Regions from separate parts of the Homo sapiens genome. Here region 1 is linked to region 2. Evidence: chromatin loops called from intact Hi-C (ENCODE). Cell type or tissue: CD4-positive, alpha-beta T cell. All regions are shown on one strand. Links, peaks and the distances in the headings refer to the core of each region. The heading gives the core; the rest is flanking DNA. Region 1 overlaps PRKAA2 (protein kinase AMP-activated catalytic subunit alpha 2). Region 2 overlaps USP24 (ubiquitin specific peptidase 24).

Region 1 (5,394 bases), core at 321-5,320, 1.6 Mb after region 2:
TAAGAAGAAAAAATCCAGTGACTGGCAATTACGTGAAAATGAGCTTACAACTTTACCTGGTTGATAACAGGAGCTATCTTTTGGACTTTAAAAGCATTGATGGTAAGGAAGCTATGCATGCATGAGCTCTGAGAAGATAAAACTTGGCACTAGTTGACCAGATGTTAAAATCATCTCGAAGACATCCGGTGGGTAGGTCCTGCACTGGTTTTTAAGCAATCTAGACTTAACCAAAATGTAAGTGAAGTGAAAAGGATGAAAGACATGTTGAATACCTCTTACCTGGCATCTTTCCACAAGAAGTATCTCCGTGGCGTAAAAGAATCATTTGAAGTGTTGGCCGTGGAGCACAAGTAAGGAACAACAGGGAAGCAGGTTTTACTTTTCAAAATTAACTGACTTGTCAGATTCTTTGTCATATTTCTCCATTCATATTTTATTAGTTAGTATTATAGTGTCTAAACTTTCTCCTTCATCACCTTTCCTCATCCTGGGTGGCCAGGGCGACCAAATAGGTCTCCATTGGGATTTGGGTTGGATTTAGGTACCCATGGCAATCAAGGAGCCAAAGGCGTCAGGGAAAATTGTCATGTCCAAGAACTTAGTGTGTGCCAAGAATTAAACTTGGGTAAACCAAATCTGATTATTCATTTCAGAGGCCCAAGTGGGATAAAACCAGAATAAACTAAGGGTCAGGTGCTGGATGGAACAAGAATGGAACGGAGTTTAGAGTTAGGGAAGTTGTTTTAAACGAAGCATTTAAATTTTACTCTTGAACTACCATCAACTATGTATGGTAGTGTTTATATGGATCCCAGACCTGTTTCATCGAAATTACATGTTGTTGTTATTAAAACGCAGATCCCTGGGAACCACTCCAGACCTATTAAATCAGAATTTCTGGAGATTGGTCCTGGGAATCGTAGAAAATGCAGTTTTAACAAGATTTCTCTCACTTTGCCCTCCACCTCCCCAAGGCAATATATGATGGTGACTTTTGTTTTTACCTTAGTGATTTTTTTTGTTGATATGCTAGAAGAAAATAAGTTGTCAAGGATATGCTTTCTTCACATGCAGAGATATCAGTTTGATTCCAATATCAATGCCGATTACTCCAATTTGAGCAGGACTTAGGGGCCACATTTTGACTGTGTGCAAGTCTTGTGATTGGTAGCGATGTTTGTTATGATTGTTGGAAGGAAGAAGACTGTGTTTCTACAACACAGAAACATGACATTCATTATTAAGTTGCCCTTGCTCAGATGTGTTTACTTAATATTCTGAATATCATAAATTCATAGGAAGGGCTTGGGCATATATACTTTCCATATAAATTGCTCTTCTTTGGTCCATTTCAGATGAAGTAGTGGAGCAGAGATCTGGTTCCTCAACACCTCAGCGTTCCTGTTCTGCTGCTGGCTTACACAGACCAAGATCAAGTTTTGATTCCACAACTGCAGAGAGCCATTCACTTTCTGGCTCTCTCACTGGCTCTTTGACCGGAAGCACATTGTCTTCAGTTTCACCTCGCCTGGGCAGTCACACCATGGATTTTTTTGAAATGTGTGCCAGTCTGATTACTACTTTAGCCCGTTGATCTGTCTCTAGTTTCTTTCTGTTATTGCACTATGAAAATCAGTTATATTCTTTAAATTTTTATCTTACTTTTGGATAATATCCACTGCAATACTAATTGAGAAACATGAATTATTTCCAGGGGCACACAATGCTATTGAAATTACTGAAAACAAAATATCTGACATCTTATTTACTTGTAGAAATCTGTAATTCTATTGTGCCTATGATAAATTCACATAGGCAATATCTTTAATAGGTTAATATCAATGAAGATTTTTAATTACAATAATGAGTTCACTACAGACGATTAACACACCACACTGGCGAACCATCTCAATGTAAGGGTGGTTTGGCAACACCTCCTTGCTTTGCTGTTTGGTGTAGGTAAATCTAGTTTACTTCCTAAATTTCAGTAGGCTTTATGCTGTGTTTATGCCCCCAATTTATTTTAACAAAAGAAGATTAAAAAGTAAAAGAACCACGAGTAAGATATTATTTAAATGTTGAAATCTTAAAAACCTGCCTCCAAGATTTCAGAAGCCAAGTTTTTCTAACAGTATTTGTACAAATACTGCCTAGTGTATTCAACAGAAGGACTGTGGTCATGTAACAGGTAACCACAATTTTCAGGTTTCTTAAAAACAGCTGTAACTAACTCAGGATTTTTATCTTGAGATTTCCCTGAATAATATATTTATCTTAAGAGCCTTCAAGTTTCAAATTAATATTGGAACATCTGGAATTGCAACAACTTTTGTCTTTTACATAAACTTACGTCATTTAAAAAATGTCTTCAAAATCTACCTTTCTCAAATTCTTTTTGCCTCTATTTATTTTTGCATTTCACCAACAGTGATAAAATAGTTAAATGAAACAAAGCAAAGTATCAACAGTCCCTTAAATGAGAATCCTTATCTTTGATCTTTATTTTCTGTGTTAGGTGTTAGGGTCCTGGTGCAGCTCATAATGCTAATTCTTCATTGGAAGCCACTCCCTTCACCTCACCTCACCTAGTCACTATTGTCTTTGTTCATTGTTTGATCCTGAGTGGTTGATTGATATAGCTTTGAATCTTTTCTAGTCCAAGTTTGAAAACACTGTTCTGGCCCTAAGGGCTGGCTATGACCTTTACTGTTGAACCTGATAGGGCAGGGAAGCTTTGAACATCAAGAAAAAATTTTTATCTTAAATAAATAAATATATATATTCACACACCAGTGCTTTTAAGCAAAAACCAGTTTTTTTGTTTGTTTGTTTTGCTTTGTGCAGGTTTTCTTTAAGATTAAAAAAACACAAACTATAGCAGGGTAGATAATAGTTTATTGATTATATTTTGTTTTAGTAAAAGTATTTAATTTTAAATTCTGTGTAATTTATCTAATTTGTATTTATTCATTTGTTATTTTTATGTTGTAATTAACACTTATTTACCTGGATTACCCTAAAAAAATTAAGCTCTTGAAAACAAAAAAATGACATTACCTTGACAGGCTTCTCTTTGCCAAAAGTAATGTATGTTCTGCCAAGAAGCAAATGAGAATGTTAGACTAAGTTTCTCCTGTGTTAGTGGAAAACAAGTGTGTCTATCTTTAAATATTCTTTGAATCAGGAGTTTGCGTTGTGTCACATCATATGGCTTTGCAGATCTTTTAAAAACTGATGTTAAATAACTTATAAGTCCAACTTCTTAATATCAAGATAAATGAATAGTTCACCAATTTGGGAAGGAGGGCGGGTTGCAATTTGAGATAGTTTAAGGTTTAATTATTGAAAGACTGCCATCTTGTGGCACCAAAAGGTAATTTTTACATGATTATTTGTATAGTGATAAGCAGTCCTGCTGTGTTAGCCTGGTCCATTATAGATATGGCATAGTTTTGGGTTCTCTAAATGGGTCCATACCTCTTTTGGGAAAAAACAGGGCCACCTCATAATATTTGCCTGATTATGAATGGAATTACCTTAGAAATAAGGAACTAATCAGATTACTTAACCCCAATGACAAAATCCACAAAAATTTTGAAGGCAGAGAAACAGAAGGAATCCAGTGATGTTTTAGCTCCATTAGTCTAATAGGTCAGATATTAAAAAATTGTTCATATCAAAATTACCTTATATGGATTATTGCCATGTTTTTTGAGAGTTAATTATTTACTGTTTTCTAATTCTTGCCAGTATTTATGAACAGCTGTAGCTTGATATTTACCTACTGAATTTTAGGAGAACTAATGGTCACAGTTTGGGTTCTTTTATGTGTATGTTTTTAAAACAGCTATTTTGTGAATCTAGGTGGTTGGTTTTTAGAAGATTTCAGGAGATGCAGTCCAGCACAATTAGAGCTGGAACATTGTTACAGCAGGCTTTTTGTTGCTCATGGGCAGATAGAGGGAAAGAATCAGTTGTTAGCCCCAAATTTCCACATTTCAGTGTTGTAAACTCTGAATGTGATAGGTAGATGTGGGCTAAGAATAATTTCCTCCAGTGAAGACACGGGAGAAGAGCTTCTATTATGAGGTTATAGATAAGGCCTTAGTTATATCATGGAAATGGACTCCATGTAGTTCTAGAACTGCATTTCCCAAAGTATATCCTGTGAGATGCTCCACAGAAAAAATGATTGCATGGACTAAGTTTGAAAAATGTTGCATGCTACTCTTCCCCTCGAAGATGACAGTGGATGTCAGCATTAAAGACTTTGACAGGTCTTTCTGTGAAAAAAAGAAAGCCACATAACTTTGTTGAACTTTGCCCAAATTAATTTTTCATTTTAAAAAACTTAATAGCCCATGAAAAGCAAATTTGGGAAATACATTTTTTAGGAAAATACTGTCCCAGAATGCCATAATTAGGGTAGTTAATAATTAACACTTCCATTTCTCTTACTGGTTGTTGGGAGAATCTGATTGAAAATTAGAATTACTTTGTTTTAACTTGCAGACATGTTCATCGTGAGTGAATGCTGGATTAAATAGAATTTTCTGTGTCTGCAACTTGTTTCATGACACCTTGGTTTTCTTAATCATCTTGTATTATTATTTGAGTGCAACATTATTCTTATGCATGGGTGACTGAAAAACCTGAAACAAGATTACTTGTTAAAAAAAAGTCTAAGAGACTAATGACTCATGCTTATGGCTCAGTGGGTAATGAATCAGTGTCACTGATTCTTACTTTTAAAATGTGTAGTCAGTGAACATTTTCTAAATACTTTTCTTTGGGATACCATATGAAGATCTAATTCCTTATGTTTCAGTGTAGGAACAGCTACCTTCTCAAATAGAATATGCAGGGAGGGAAGTAGGCAAACCATTTACAAGTTGGGTTTTTGTTTTGATTAACCTGTTAAGAGACACTTTTGTAATCTCTAGTGTTTACATTCCTTTATACTAGCTATCTATAAAGAGAATCCAGAAGGCTAAATTAATCAGAAATAATTATATTTCTATGTCAGGGTATTGGCTATATGTAGCATGAACAATTCTCCATTTTCTGCAAATGGGTTTTTCAGGACAGTTTTATAATTCTGAGTTTGCTTTTTCTTATTCCCTAGACAGTTTGTACTCAGGGAATACAAATTGATTTTTACTGTTAAATGAGACATAGTTTAGAAAAAATCATAAGCAACTATTGTAGATTTTTGATCTGTTTGGATTTATCTGTAGCATTGAATAATGTGCAGTGTACTGAGTTAATGTAGGCACCTCACTTTGGATTTATAAAATGTAAAAACCTGGAACATGCCTGCCACAGACACCACTTTGTCTATTCACCGGGTACTAATTTACATCCTATTAATGGTTGTAAAAGCTGAGTGTC
Region 2 (5,394 bases), core at 335-5,334:
CACGTTGTGAGAGAATTCATTTATTTATTCATTTAAACAACTGTGAGTGAACATCTACTAGGTACTGGGCACTGTTCTAGAAGCTGGGAACACAGCAGAGAACATAAAGACAAGAACCCCTGCCCTCGTGAGGCTTCCCTTCTGCTATAATTATGTTCCATTCTACACTCCACCTCCTCCCCATCAAGCGTGGAATGAGACCTCAAGCCCTTCTTCCACTGCAGCGTTGTCCACTCTTTCCCTTTCTCACTGTGCTCCCCTCACACCAGCCACCTTGCTTGCCTTTGTACCTGTTCTTCCATTTGCCTGGAATGTTCTCCCAAGCAAACGTCATTTACCCTGTCACTTTACTCAAGTTTGTGCTCAAATGTCACCACCTCAGAGAGACCTTCCCTGTCCATCTTTACCTAAAATATTTTGTGCATTCCCATCTTATCACCCTCCTCACCAATGTATCCTGCTTTACTCTTATTTGTTCTTTACAATACTTAACCACCGCTTGACATTATATAATATTTATTTATATATCTGCTTGTACCCCACAGTTTCATTTCAGGTCTTTATTCTACATTTGTTTACCAAACTACCTTTAGAATGATTATTCATGCAGCTAACTCAATCAAGACTGCTTTATGAAAATAATAAGACAACATGAAAATGGCTGTAGTTCTTAATGTAAACCTACCTCGACAGTGAAGGTATCTTTGGTAGACTCATAGGTAACATTAAGGGTTAAAAGATGTCCATGAAATGAGGCACCATGAGGTAGAATAGTTCGTGGAACAGAGTAAAAATCCTTAAAAAACGAATAAGTCAAGTCAGATGGACAGCACCACTGATAAACACATCAAAAATACATATCTATGTATATATGATGAATGAAGATGCTTTTTTAAGAAAAGAGAGGCTAACTGGGTGTGGTGGTGTGTGCTAAACTCCCAGCTGCTAGAAAGGCTGAGGTGGGAAGATCGCTTGAGTCCAGCCTAAGCAACATACATCTTAAAAAAAGGAAGTGGCTTACCTCTATAGTGATCACATAGCGCTCTGCCAGAAGCAGCAATCTCTCAATTATTACAAGTTTAGTAGATCTATAGATTAAAAAAAAAAAGTATTAAAATGTATTTGAAGTGTGATGATCTGAGCTCAGTTCTAGTCTGTTTCACCAAAACCACAATAACAGTTAGCACTCACTGGTCAAAGACTGAAATTTGCAAAGATTAAACTTCCCTTTTACCCAATGGGGAGGTGGTTCTACAAGCTCACAGCTGTAGCATACAGATGGAATAAGGGAGAAGCCTATACCTCCCCATGTTTCCTTTCCTTTTCTTTCTTCTTTTCATTTCTTTAAACAGTTATTCCATAAATGGAGGACCTGGGTTTCTAGGCCTATCTGTCCATTAATTTATCAAGAATGAAATGAGTGAGTCTGACTTTATCTTATAACTAAAATATGATATACAATTCTGTGAACACATGAAATCTGACAAAGTTCTGAACTGCCTGAGAATTAGAAGACAAATGCAAATCAGTAAGTACGACACAAACAAAAGTTGCTATCTAAAAATGAGATCTGAGGTCTCTTTTGGTTGAAGACTTATGGAATCTTACTTATCATTTGAAATAATCAGACTGCAATATTCATCAGCTTATATAGTCATAGCCCCATACTTTACTAAAAAGAACATTACATGTATTAACATTAAGAAATGAAAATCCAAGTCCCCTTAATTTAAACATTTTCTATTCCAGAGAGTCTAGATATTTCAAAGAGGTATATTTCTAAAACTGAAAAGAGGTACTACCATTTTTTAACAATTGGTCTGGTATGCTGATTAGCAGTACCAAAAATTTCACTCTAAAAACAGCTGGTTAAACACATTTTAGCAGTTCTATTAAATATACTTAACAGAGTTCTAAATTATTCCAGTCTATGGGCAAGAACTAGAACTTGAAATTCAGACGAAAAATTTTTAGAAAATATCTAAGTCCATAATAAGTGAGTGAACTATTTTTTAATTATGCCTCAATAATGAATTAAATCACAGACAGTATTATGAAATACTGTACAGATGACAGAAACCCCCCCCACCCCAAGTTGGAACAATTATGGATACTGAAAAGTTCTTTCCAAACTAGTGAAATGAGATAAACTACAATGTTCTGGTTCAAATTCGACTTTGAAGCTATATATTCTTATTAACCCTATTTAGAGTTTATAATATTTTAAAATTATTATGTGGTTTTCTCTGTAGTCCACCAAATATGAAATGATTCCGAATAAAAAGCACTTAGTAAAGAGAAAAAAACAAAAAGCATACTCATTTAAAGAAGTAGGAGTTTGGACATCCTAACCCAATAGCACATAAATATACTTACATTCGAATTTATCAGATAAATGAACCATTAAGGAACTGAGTCATAGAGATGGCTACATATTACAAACACATAATTGGGAATTCTTAATACACATTTTAAATGAAAGTCTATTTGAGAAATACTTCCAAGAATGTGGGAATGTGAAAGTCATGTTAGTGTTCTTATCATGAGTTGAATCTATCATTACTTCTGCCATTTAAAAAAGAAGTCTGAGAAAGCTGAGTTTATTGGCTTCCTTCATATTAACAAAGTACAGTGACACAATACTCAACTCATTTTAAAAAAGAAGAATGGAAGAAAGGACTCATTGCTTTGATTCCCCTTTTTAAAGGAAGGCTTTAACAAGCAAAGGAATATCCCGTTGTGAATAAGAATAGCCATTCTAGAGTAGAGAAAGACTCTATGAGTACCCATCACTAGAGGGCAGCAGCAGAGTGAGGTAGGGAGAGCAAGTCCTTCTCAGAGCACTCGCCAGTTTTCTGGGAAATAATGACGTGGTGTTGCTTACCAGCAGAGGCTCATAAAAAACCCACAAAAGTATTTTAGTTACTTCCATCTAATGTTCCAAATTATGCATGGTTTCTCCTATATCTCCTATTCATGAAATCTGAGTTTAGTGAAATCTGTTATCAGAGAACTACAGCAGACACTAAACTCAAGATTTCATCAATATCTGAAAACTCAAAAAACAGCAATGTGATTGAGACAATGTCAGTTTAAAGTTTTCACACAAACATTTGGGGATAAAGTTCTCACTAAAAATTATTTTGAAAAATACTTTTATTATTTGAATAATATTTTAGTGACTATGATTATAGTCACTAATCATATGCAAGCATAATGCATACTTTTAATTAATCATCTTCTACTTCATTCTGCTTACCCTATTAATGCCCTGAGTTTGACTATTCAAGGAGAAAAGCTATATCTAAGTAAATATTTTTAACTTGAAAAAAAGTAGTTTTCATACAATGTATGTGTATTGCATTCTAAACAGTAAGTTATTCATACTACATAGAATAAAAGTAAAATGAATCAAATAAAAACTAAAACAAGAAGACCTGTCCACCAGGTAGAAGGATAGGGACAGGGAAGTACTCGGGTGGTCCTGGTGATGACCTACACACAGAACTTCCAAAGAGGCACAGATTCAGGGATGTATGATGGGGAACATGTAATTCTCAGGATTATGACAGCTTGCAAAAATTATGATATAAAATGAGGAAATCAATAACTGAGAAACCTACATAAAAAACACCAATCATTTTAAAAAACTGACATATGTGTGTTGTGTATTTTTCACTTCTGATCACTTACCTATAAGGAGACTGAACTGAGGTTGCTACAGTTGGCATGGCAGTTGCTGTAAGCATTTTTGTTGCTCTGGTCACAGCATGTGTTAGAGTGGGGCCACCAAGTGCTGAACTGGCTGCCTAAAAAATACCAAACAGTCATTCTCTATCAGGGTTTCTCAACCTGGACTCTAGTGACATTCTGGACAGGATAATTTGCTGTTGCAGAGGGCTGTCCTGGGCATTCACTGTAGGATGTTTAACAGGATCCCTGGCCTCTACCTACTTAGGGACCAGTAGGATGCTTCTAGTTGGACAACCAAAAATGCCTCCAGATATTACCAAATGACCCCCAGAGGCAAAATAAGCCCCAGCTGAGAACTAGTGCCCTATATATGTTAACACTTACATGGGACCTCATAAGGGGTATTCGAATACTTGAATTTTTTTTATAATGACATATTTGGATAGAAGTCACAATTAGGGAAATACCGTACATATTCTAGCACATATTTATCACCAGAAAGCTTAACTTATTGGAATTGGGAGGCAGTAGCATTTTATGCTTTTGGAACATTTTTGCTTAGATGTAAAACTTAAGCATATCAACTGAATATGAATGTTTAAGGCTTTAACCGTCATGCTGGAAATAAAAGAGATACATGTGAGCTAGCATTACACAGCAGGCTTCTAATGGACAAAGACAACCAATACCACCTACTACTAACTGTCTTGCTGTGGCCTTTAATAACATTTATGGTATAACTAGGTGAAACATGAAGAAAAACAAAAAAAGAAGCAGTGCTTATATAAAATACCTGAACAGGAAAAGAAAAAAAAGAAAAAGATTCTATTACAAATATGGAATGTATAGGTGACCTATTTTCTGAAGATAGTTCCTATACTCCAAAAGGGGAGGAAGGTGGATGGAGTGGGGAAGACAGGTGGTGAGAGGGAGAAAGATTTCCTATAGAGTACACTTATATACTGGGCAAACATCTGTTCCCTATGCCACAATATGGTACTGTTGATAAATTCTTCAATAGGATCCAGCCACAAACATCAACATTATAAATTATCTAAAAATATAAAATTATGAAAGAAAAAAAGCATTTACCTCAAAGAGATGTTAAATAAAATTTGCTACTCACTTCTAATCTTGTGTAGCAATCAGCAATGAATTTCTTATGTAAAGATACTGAATCCTGAAAGAGTATATGGAAATTACAATTAGTCCTTGACATTTAGTTGTAATCATTATTCAGGACAAAATATCAAAATAAAGAAGCCAATTTTTGGTCATGCCAAGGATCACAGCTTATCACTAAAATATACATATAATTTTCTGCTTTTTTGTATATGGATAACTTCTTTCCTTAGATACCTACCTTCTTTAATCTAGGATTTAGATTAATGTAACTATAGTTTATGATTAGCTGAATAGCTTCATTAGCAATTTCTTCATCAGGTGATTCCATGGCTATTTTCCAAATGAAATCCATTCCTATCAATTCCAGCTTTTCTACATACTGTTCAAAAGAAAAAAAATTAAATTATAAAGCATATCAAGATCACAAAGTTACAAAATCACAGATAATTATTTTGTTACATCATGAGTCCACACCTCTTCAGTTCAATATGAATTAAGGCTGCAAAACCTCAGCTATATGAAAATAATATTATACTGATATGGAACTTTAAAAAGCAACCAACCACAGAAGCACTG

Evidence for each region. A loop is a pair of places that touch in the nucleus more often than their neighbours do. Peaks named below come from ENCODE experiments on the same cell type or tissue, not always from the same donor. Only the 100,000 strongest peaks of a DNase experiment are listed, where the experiment ranks them.
Region 1: a loop joins it to region 2, with 11 times the contacts of the local background. A loop is called at or near these places in 11 of 110 quality-filtered maps.

The regions. Positions count from the first base shown.
Region 1 is chr1:56,706,117-56,711,510 of GRCh38, forward strand. PRKAA2 (protein kinase AMP-activated catalytic subunit alpha 2) reads left to right here. Exons shown (of 9, transcript NM_006252.4): 8 at 1-102; 9 at 1,359-5,394. The coding sequence ends at 1,597. Among named protein-coding and RNA genes, the nearest start is that of PRKAA2, 64 kb to the left of the region's middle. In CD4-positive, alpha-beta T cell, for the core only: CTCF peaks have their summits at 3,363 (motif pointing left) and 3,567; a DNase peak (open chromatin) is centred at 3,345.
Region 2 is chr1:55,137,923-55,143,316 of GRCh38, forward strand. USP24 (ubiquitin specific peptidase 24) reads right to left here. Exons shown (of 68, transcript NM_015306.3): 22 at 5,057-5,197; 23 at 4,820-4,873; 24 at 3,694-3,809; 25 at 1,022-1,088; 26 at 686-796. Among named protein-coding and RNA genes, the nearest start is that of USP24, 75 kb to the right of the region's middle. In CD4-positive, alpha-beta T cell, for the core only: CTCF peaks have their summits at 2,773 (motif pointing right) and 2,974; a DNase peak (open chromatin) is centred at 2,819; H3K27ac peaks cover 1,380 bases.